Linked DNA regions of Homo sapiens: region 2 is linked to region 1. The links are chromatin loops, found by intact Hi-C in ENCODE. Cell type or tissue: K562. All regions are shown on one strand. Region 1 has its middle 9.8 kb from the start of TMEM92-AS1. Region 2 has its middle 4.2 kb from the start of COL1A1.

The links. Peaks named below come from ENCODE experiments on the same cell type or tissue, not always from the same donor. Only the 100,000 strongest peaks of a DNase experiment are listed, where the experiment ranks them.
Region 2: it touches region 1 in a loop (9-fold over the local background); 86 of 110 quality-filtered maps call a loop at or near these places.

The regions. Positions count from the first base shown.
Region 1 is chr17:50,295,180-50,300,179 of GRCh38, reverse strand. No RefSeq gene overlaps it. Among named protein-coding and RNA genes, the nearest start is that of TMEM92-AS1, 9.8 kb to the right of the region's middle. In K562, a CTCF peak has its summit at 2,617; a DNase peak (open chromatin) is centred at 2,639; H3K27me3 peaks cover 638 bases.
Region 2 is chr17:50,203,341-50,208,340 of GRCh38, reverse strand. No RefSeq gene overlaps it. Among named protein-coding and RNA genes, the nearest start is that of COL1A1, 4.2 kb to the right of the region's middle. RefSeq lists an enhancer at 2,116-2,617. In K562, no CTCF peak of the experiment used is centred here; DNase peaks (open chromatin) are centred at 1,180 and 2,703; H3K27me3 peaks cover 868 bases.

The DNA.
Region 1 (5,000 bases):
TGAATTTGTGATAAATGTCTCCAAAGGAGAAAAGAAAGGGCACTAGAGGAGTGAATGCCAAGGGGATCCAGCCTCAGTGTTCCCAGGCCTCCCCAGGAGCTGACATTTCAGGCCAAGCCTAAACGCAGATAGGAATTACTGGGTGAGGGTGGAGGGAGGGGTGGAGTGGGTGAGCAGAGGAGAATTCCAGGCAGGGAAAAGGGGTGGGTGATGGTCATGAGGGCTCCTGAGTGACCCAAGCAGCTGCAGTTGCATGAGTCTCTACTAAAAATACAAAAACAAAAACAAAACAAACAAACAAAACAAATTAGCCAGGCGTGTTGTGGTGCACCTATGATCCCAGCTACTCAGGAGGCTGAGGCAGGAGAATCACTTGACCCAGGGAGCGGAGGTTGCAGTGAGACAAGATTGCAGCACTGCACTCCAGCCTGAGCGACAGAGCAAAGACTCCGTCTCAAAAAAAAAAAAAAAAAAAAGAGAAATCATATCCAAGGCTGGCCAGGTGTGGTGGCTCATGCCAGAAATCCCATCACTTTGGGAGGTGAAGGTGGGAGGATCACTTGAGCCCAGGGGTTCAAGACTAACCTAGACAACATAGTGAGACCCTCATCTCTACAAAATAAAAAAATATATATATACAATCTATATATGTATATATATTTATATGTGTGTGTATATGTACACACATGTATACATATAATATATATATGTACACACACACACACCCTGGTAGTCCCCGCTACTCGGGACCCTGAGATAGGATTGCTTGAGCCCAGGAGGTTGAATCTGCAGTGAGCTGTGATCATGCCACTGCGCTCCAGCCTGGGCAACAGAGCAAGATCCTGTCTCAGAAAAAAAAAAGAAGAGAAAGAAAAGGCGACAAGACAATATGGAGGATACACACATAATCTGATTTTTGTAAAAATGTTGTGGGCCAGGCACGGTGGCTCACACTTGTAATCCTAGTACTTTGGGAGGCCAAGGTGGGCAGATCATCTGAAGTCAGGAGTTCAAGACCAGCCTGGCCAACATGGAGAAACCCCGTCTCTACTAAAAATACAAAAATTAGCCGGGTGTGGTGGTGCATGCCTGTAATCCCAGCTACTTGGAAGGGTGAGGCAGGAGACTTGCTTGAACTCAGGAAGCAGAAGTTGCAGTGAGCTGAGATCACCCCACTGCATTCCAGCCTGGGCAACAGAGCGAGACTCCATCTAAAAAAAAAAAAAAGAAGTGTGTGTGTATAGAAAATGTCCAGAAGGATATTTACACAACACAATATTTATTGCTTTCTTCTTTAAATTATCCTATATTGTCTGATTTTTTTATAGTGAGCATGCAGAACTACTATAACCAAGAATAAACAATGCTGGCCAGGGGCAGTGGCTCACACCTGTAATCCCAGCACTTTGGGAGGCTGAGGTGGGCAAATCACCTGAGGTCAGGAGTTCAAGACCAGCCTGGCCAACATGGTGAAACCTCGTCTCTACTTAAAAAAAAAAAAATTAGCCAGGTGTGGTGGCGGGTGCCTGTATTCCCAGCTGCTTGGGAGGCTGAGGCAAGATAATCCCTTGAACCTGGGAGATGGAGGTTGCAGTAAGCAGAGATTGCACCACTGCAATCCACCCTGGGCAACAGAGCTCCATCTCAAAAAAAAAAAAAAAAAAAGGAATAAACAATACTGTGATTTCCACTTGGGGAAATAAAACTATCTTCATGTGCCCTCCTAAAAACATTGAGAGGCAGTGTGTTCTAAACCAGTCCCTCGCACTGGCTCTGACTGGCGTCCGGATTTCCTGGGGGATCTGGTAAAGTGCGGAGTCTGGGTCCGTAGGTTGCCAGCGGGGTCTGCAATCCTGTATTTCTAACAAGCTCCCAGCTGACCTGAGGCTGCTGGTCCAAGGACAACACTTTTGAGCGGTGCTATAAAGCAACCCTGGAATCAGGCCTCGGGGCCTGCCTTCGAATGTGACTTTGTCCCTAAGCCACATCCTGCCTTGGGAAGCAGTGTAGCTCTGCCTTGGGAAAAACACTCCACCACAGTGCAGGGCTCTTAGTTTCCTCTTTTGTAGAAGGTGAGACTAGAGCTGTAGTCGTTAAAACTCCCCGCTTTGTCATTGAGCCTTCTTGGCCACTAATGTGCCAGGAAACCAGCTTTTCTTTTTTTCTTTTTTTTTTTTTTTTTGAGACAGGGTCTCGATGTCACCCAGGCTAGAATGCAGTGGCTCAAACACAGCTCTGCAACCTCAACCTCCTGGACACAAGCGATCCTCCTGCCTCAGCCTTTCACATAGCTAGGATCAAAGGCACACACCACTATGCCTGGCTAATTTTTAGTAGAGATGGGGGGCTTGCTTTGTTGCCCAGGCTGGTCAACTACTGGGCTCAAGCGATCCTCCCACCTCATTCCCCCAAAGTGCTTGGGATTACAGGCGTGATCCACCATGCTCAGCCAGGAAACCAGCCTTTCAAGTCACTCCACCTGCCTTTTCATGAGAGGTGAGCCACTGGCCTCCCCAGGGTGGCCTTAGTTGCCCCAGGGGGCTGAGCCCCTGCTGCTCCCACCTGTGTGGGCCTCTGTCCCTCTGTGTCCCTGCAGTCCCTCTTGCCTCCAGGCGATGGCAGCAGAAGACAAGGAGTCCCAGAGGGCGGCCACCCACCGACTCCGGGTGACAGGTAGGCACTTGTAAACGTTTCCAGTGTCCATTAAATCAGTTACAAGATGAACCATACCAATTCAGATTCACATTCTTATTTCTTTAGGATTTCAACTCCAGCTTTTTTCTCCCCAAGAATTGAAGCCCTATGCTATATGGGAGAATTCAGGATAAAAAATACATCAGAGGCCAAGCATGGTGGCTCACGCCTGTAATCTCAACACTTTGAGAGGCTGAGGGGGGTGGAACATGAGGTCAAGAGATCGAGACCACCCTGGCCAACATGGTGAAACCCTGTCTCTACTAAAAATACAAAAATTAGCTGGGCTTGGTGGCGCACGCCTGTAGTCCCAACTACTCGGGAGGCTGAGGCAGGAGAATCACTTGAACCCAGGAGGTGGAGGTTGCAGTGAGCTGAGATCATGCCATTGCACTCCAGCCTGGTGACATAGCGGGACTCTGTCTCAAAAAAAAAAATTACATCAGAAACTATGCAAAGATTTTACCTGCCACCTGAGCTGACTCTCAGGTGCTAAATGTATAGTTTCAAGACAATGAAGGTCAAAGGGGAAGTACACTGGGCATTCAGGCCCAAGAAGGGAGGCAGTGGCTGCAGACTGAGCTGTCCTGAGAGTCAGACTTGGGCTGGGGGCTGAATGTTTATTTTGCATTCTATGCTCACATCCCTGTGGGGGTCTCACCTCATTTTCCATACATGGAAAGAGATTCAGTGAGGCTGGCACAGTGACCACTGTCACTCAGCTTGTTGAGTGGCAGAGCTGGGACTCTAAGCCTGAATTCTTTCCCCTACCCTTCTCCCTCCCCTGGGAGAAAATTTTCATTTTCTGACCCAGCTGCCCTACTCCTATTTACATTGAGATGGGTTTGTTTTTGTTTTTCTTGAGATTAAACTCAGAGTAGTTGAAAATGGCCTGAGACCACAGTGGTCAATAGTTTCCAGGACAGTTGTCCACAGACGGGTTTATGCTAAACCATATTAAAGGTGGAGGAAAACTGGAAACTTGAAATTCATTGAGGCCAAGATAAACTGATTCAAGTCCTGTTTGTCTTCTTTAATTTACTTGTTTTTGGACAGGGTTTCACTCTGTTGCCCAGGCTGGAGTGCGGTGGTGTGTTCTTGGCTCACTGCAACCTCTGCCTTCTAGGTTCAAGCAATCCTCCCACCTCAGCCTCTTGAGTAGCTGGGACTACAGGTGCACGCCACCATACTGGCTAATTTTTCTATTTTTTGTAGAGTTGACGTTTCACTATGTTGTCCAAGCTGGTCTTGAACTCCTGGGCTCAAGCAATCCATTCACCTCAGCCTCCCAAAGTGCTGGGATTACAGGTGTGAGCCACCGCACCAGGCCCTGTTTGACTTCTTACAATTTACTCCACTCCAGCCACACTGGCTTCCACATTCTTCCAACATACCAGACAAGCTGCTGCCTCTGGCTTCCATAGCTGCTGTTGCTCTGCCTAGATGTGTTTCCTCCATATCTTCAAGGGTCACTTCATCTACTGCCTTCAAGTCTTCTCTCAGACAACTAACTTTTCAAGGGGACTACCCTGACCTCCTGTTTACAACTGTATCCACTCTGCCTGCTACTCTTTTTGTTTCTTTTAAATTTTCACAAGGGCACTGTAATATATTTCCCGCACCTCTGATCTCCCTTGTTTTCCCCCATTTTTTTCTGTGGCACTCATCACCTTCTGACATACTATATAATTTGTTTATTATGCTTGTTAATTTATTTCTATGTTTACTATATTGTTTCGTTTTGTTTTGAGACAGAAGTCTCACTCTGTCATCCAAGCTGGAATGCAGTGGCATGATCTCGGCTCACTGAAACCTCTACCTCCCAGGTTCAAGTGATCGTACCACCTCAGCCTCCCAAGTAGCTGGGACCACAGACGCACCCCACCATGCCCGGTTACTTTTTTGTATTTTTGGTAGAGACAGGGTTTTGCCAGGTTGCCCAGGCTGGCCTCAAACTCCTGAACTCAAGCAATCTGCCTACCTTAGCCTCCCAAAGTGTGGGATTACTGGCCTCTACTATATTGTTATTGTTATTATATTTATTGTCTTGAATGCAGGCTCTGTGAAGACAGTATTTTTTTTTCTGTTTTATTCACTGTTGTATCCACAGAGCCTAAAACAGTGCCACATACTAGGAACTCAATAATAAATGAATGAATGAATGGATACATGAGTTAACTTGACGGTTACATGTCAAAATATGCAGGACCTATGACAGCAATATTACCCCATGGATAAATAAAATACACGTGGAATTCATACGTGAACATACAGCTGACATGTGGGGGACATGTGGCAGGCACTGG
Region 2 (5,000 bases), 92 kb after region 1:
CCGGGATCATCCCTGTTCCTCACCAACCCCACCCCACATCCAATCCAACCCCAGCACCTGTAAATTTTGCTTCCCAAAGGGCTCTCAAGCCCATCCTCTTCTCTCTGTCTCCATTCCCACCTACCGGATCCAAGCCCCTCACCTGGGCAAGTATAGCAGCCTCTCAGCTGCTCCTCCACCTTTGACCACAGCCCTCCTCCCGCAGGTACCTACTCCATGGAGTGCCCATGGCTTTCTTTTACAAATGCAGACCTGATTGTGACCCTCCCCTGCGTCAGGCCCTCTGCTGGGGCCCATAGCTGAAAGGAGGCAAACTACACCTGTGATGGGGCTTCTCTGGCCCGCCCAGCCTTTGCCTGTGGTGCTCCAGCCACACTGGCCTTCCCTGAATTCCTTGGGCATCCAGCACTCGCCATGCCCCCTCCTGCCTTTGCATATGTGGTCCCATCACTATCCACCCTGCCTCCTATCCTTTTCCCATCAGCCTACCCAGGGAAGCCTTCCTAGGGCTCCAGGACTAGAGCAGACCCTCTGCCATGTCTGCCCATTCAAAGCTCTGCATTCTTCTTCTTAGTAACCTTAATGGTTGCACCTCCACGTTTATTCATGTGATTTCATTGCTGTCTGTGTCTTTACCAGACACAAACTCCATCAGGCAGACACAGGGTCTGTGCTGCTCACCATTGAATGCCCAGTACCCAGCAAAGTGCCTGGCACGTGACTATTGTTGCATGAATTTATCAGCAAATGAATGTAGCTCCTTAGCAAAATGGGGTGGGGGTGGCTTTTGGGAAGAAGGCAAGGTCATGTTATCCATACAGGATCCTTTCTGTGTCCGAGCCAGACTGTCCAAAGGGGCCCCTGCCAGGACCCCTGCCCAACACCCCGCCCTGAAACTCCAGAATCTCAAGTTTGCCAGGAGGAAGAACTCGTGGCTGGGGCAGAAGCAGAAGACAGAAGACATCGGTGGCCAAAACTTCCCTGGGGTGGGGGTTGTGGGGGGTGGGTATCAAGGAAGGAGATCAAGATCTGGAAGGTACCTCTGCCCAACAGAGGCTTCTCCTCAGCACCCCCCTTCTTTTATTTAAATTCAGGATTCAAAGGAACCCTGGCATTTATCTCCCAAACACAACACGGCAACCAGACATCTGGCTGTGATGCGAGCCCTGCACCACCCGCCCCCCGGCCACGCCCCCTATGGCTGCTGCCCTTTCTCCCCTGGAGCAGCTCACGAAGGCTGCACGCCCGCCTACAGCATGAGGAGACCCGGCAGAGCGCCATACCCCAGGATGGGCACCAGAGAACCGGGGACTGGGGAAGAGGAGATACCGGAAGAGAATAAGAGAGGAAAAGAGGGAGGGGGAAAAAAGTATGTGGGTGGAGAGGTGGGACAACGGGTCAGAGACCGAGGAAAGAAAAGGAAAGGAAAAAAAAAACTAAGAAAAGGAAGAAAAACGCATGAAGAGAAAAATTTGAAGGGAGAGAGGTTGGGGGTGGGGGAGAGAAAAGGTAAATGAATAGAAGAAAGAAAGGAAGAAAGGAATGGAGAAAAGCAAATGGGATAAAATAGGCACGGAATTGAACCAACCCAGAAAGGTGTAAATATTCAATCAATTCATGGGGCCAACTTTCTCTTTTTTTTTTCTTTTCTCTTTCTTTCTTTCTTTCTTTTTTTTTTTTTGAGAGAGAGAGTTTCGCTTTTTTGCCCAGGCTGGAGTGCAATGGTGTGATCTCGGTTCACTGCAACCCCCGCCTCCTGGGTTCAAGTGATTCTCCTGCCTCAGCCTCCCAAGTAGCTGGTACTACAGGCCCATGCCGCCATGCCGGGCTAATTTTTGTATTTTTAGTAGAGATGGAGTTTCACCATGTTGGCTAGGCTGGGGTCTCAAACTCTCGACCTCAGGTGATCCGACTGCCTCAGCCTCCCAAAATGTTGGGATTACAGGTGTGAGCCACCGCGCCCTGCCAAGCCAACTTTTAAGAAGAACTACACTGCCTCCAGACATCAGGAGCAGGGAGGGATATGACAGAAAAGCTGCCAGCTACCCAGCTGGGAGCTCACTCCAGCAGGAAAGATGGGGCTGACCCCTCACTTCTGACTACCAGAGAGCAGCAGTGAGAACTGGGGTCCCCTAACTCAACAACATCCCCCATCCAGTGCATTATTCTCAGCTGGGGCCTGGCTGGGACCTGGTGGGGTGGCTGGAGAGGGCTTGGGAGCTGGGGCCATGACAGACCTCGTGTCACCTGGGGCCATACCCCCAGCCCTTCTCTCTCCAGCTCCCAAGTTCTCCTCCTAGGACTGGGGTGGGGGTGGTGGAGGCAGCGGTCAGAGAATGGGGTGGGATCCGTCCAGGACTAGAAAACAAAGTTCATCTTCAAGAGCCTGGAATGAGGGCTTGTTCTAGGGGAGAATGAGGGGGAGGCTGGGCCTGGCTATGGACATTTGAGGGCTCGGGTCACCTGGAAAGAAAAGGAAAGGGGGAAGGAGAGCAAAAGAGGCAAATGAGATCCAGAAAAGGAGCTCTGGAGACAGAGGGGGATGGAGAAAGCAGCGAAGAAACTTGGAAGACAGAGGAGGGATGCAGGGGCCTGAAAGGAACGCAGGATCCGGGCTGGGAAGAAAGAGAAAGAGCAGGGGACAGATGCCTCTCTAGACTCCTGCCACAGCCAGACTCCTCCTCCCAGTCGCTGCCCTCTGACCTTGCTTCCTGGCCTCCCACACACTCCTTAGCCCACTCCAGTCCGGCTTCCTTGTCCATCTCTCCACCACAGCAGCTCACGCTGCGGGGATCAGTCACCACCATTCTGCTAAGTCCAGGGAACATTTTACTCCTTACCATACTAGTTCTCTCTGCAGCATATAACTCTCCTTCCTTCTAGTACCATCTCTTTCCTCTGCACTCATGACCCCCCAATCCCTCTCACCCAGCCCTCCTTCTCTGGCCACTCTTGCCCTATCTCCTCCTCCTCCACCCAGCCCTTACACCCTGAGGGTCCCCGAGGCTCAGTGCCAGCCCCTCCACACTCCCTCCCTCCATGCTTTCTCTGAGACAACACCATCCACAACCCCAGCTTCAGTTACCATCATCCTGGGACCCACATTTGTCTCTCCTCTGAACTCCTGACCCAAGTGCCCAAGGGTTTCCTCCGTATTTCTAATTGGATGTCTCACAGGCTTCAAACACTCAGCATGGACAAAACCTACTTCATCATCTTCCCCCTAACCCTGGAAAGGAAGGAAGGAGGGAGGAAGGGAGAGAGGGAAATCCTAGGAGGCTGGAGGACTTGGGTTTGGGGCTAAGGCATAGAAGAGCAGAGCTGTACCTGGAAGCTGAGGAACCTAGCAAAGGGCTCCGACTGTGCAATGCTAAAGCGAGGGAAGAAGAAGGGCCTGCACACACCCGGGGTCTATCCCCAGACTCTGCTCCAGGCTCCCTCAACAGGAACTGTGCAGGGCTCCATGATAGAGACTCATGGAGAGCTTCATCCTGGGGTCTTCACTGCACCCCCACTCTTAGACCCCGCCCTTCTGTCTCCTCAGACCCTCTCCTAGGAACCCCCTCTTTATCATCAGTCTAGGGCTAGAGGTGGGAGCAGAGAAGCGTTCTGGAGAATTGGAGTTGGGGGAAGAGCAACAGAACCTCAACTGGGGGCTGCAGCAGCTGGAAAGGGTGACCCCGATGTGCAGGGCAGGGGTGCATGCCCCCCACCAGGTGCACAACACCTGGGCTACCTCTTCCAGGTGTGTTCTCCTCCTTTGTCCCATACCATGGAGTCCAGATGGGGCACCTGAGGAGCTCTGAGGGTGGGGGCCTTTTCCCTCCTTCTTTGGTGTTGGAGGGGGGCACTTGGGGAAATTTGGAGAAGGAGAGAACTCAAGCTCAGCACTTTCCTCTTTCTGTTTTTCTTCTTAAGGAATTTTTTTTCCCTAACTGCTGATGACTTTACCATTTCTTGGGGGTGTGGGGAGGAGATTTTGGCTTTTGCTCCCCCCCACTTTAAGTGCCGGACAAAGTCTTACATTCCACAAGAAGCCAGAGCTTCAGAGTTTCCTAAAGATGAGGTGGCGTCTCCTCCTCTCACAGGCACAAGCTCCCTCCTCCTCCCACCCCCCATCCCCCCAGTCTGCAGCCCTCAATCCTGGCCAGGAAGGCCCAGCCAGGCTGGGAGGAGACCCCAAGCACATTCTTCCTCTCACTGTCATACTGCAGAAATTAAAGACACATCTTCAGCCTGGGCACCCGCCAAGCGTTTTAAGTCGAAGAGTGGCAGGGGAGGCCTTGAGCCTCAGCTCCATGCCACGTGTAAAGGATGCTTGGAAACTGTCTGCCTCGGCCCCTGGGAGGAAGGCCTGGAACTGGACATTGGGGTGGTGGCTGTCACACGCCAGGCACACAAAACTCCAAAGCCAGGGATCCCCAAATATCCTTCAGAACCCCAGGCCCATGATGTAGCAACCCCCAATTCACACCTTGGAGGTTTCAACTCTTCTTTAAGATGGGCGTGGGAAAGCCTGGATGGGAAACATATGGGGAGGGGCGGGGAGCTGCAGGCAGGAGCCCTTCTTACTACGAAAACCCAAGAAGCAAGGAAGTGGACAGGTCACTAACCCTCATACTACCAAGCCCTGCGGCACCCTGCCCTAGACCACCACTCTAAATGTCTGTTCCCTCCAAAAACAGGACCCCTGTCGCCTATTAGGGAGGGGTTCTCTTGGAACTGACCCACAGTAGGGGGCAGGACTTTGGTGGGTTCAAGAACTGCCATCTCAGCACCTCAGCCCCCTAGTCCTGCCCTGCAGTCGCTGGCACTAGGCGGGGGCAGACCCTGGGCCACAAGTTGCTGCCACATGGTCGGGATAATTGATGAAGGTCCATCCCTCCATTGCTGTCTCCAGCCCTGCCTCTCTGGAAACTCTATATTTTCCCTTTAATTATAGCCCCTGCAGTCTCCCTCTGCTGCCCCACCCGCACCGCTCATCCTGGCTGCCCACGGCC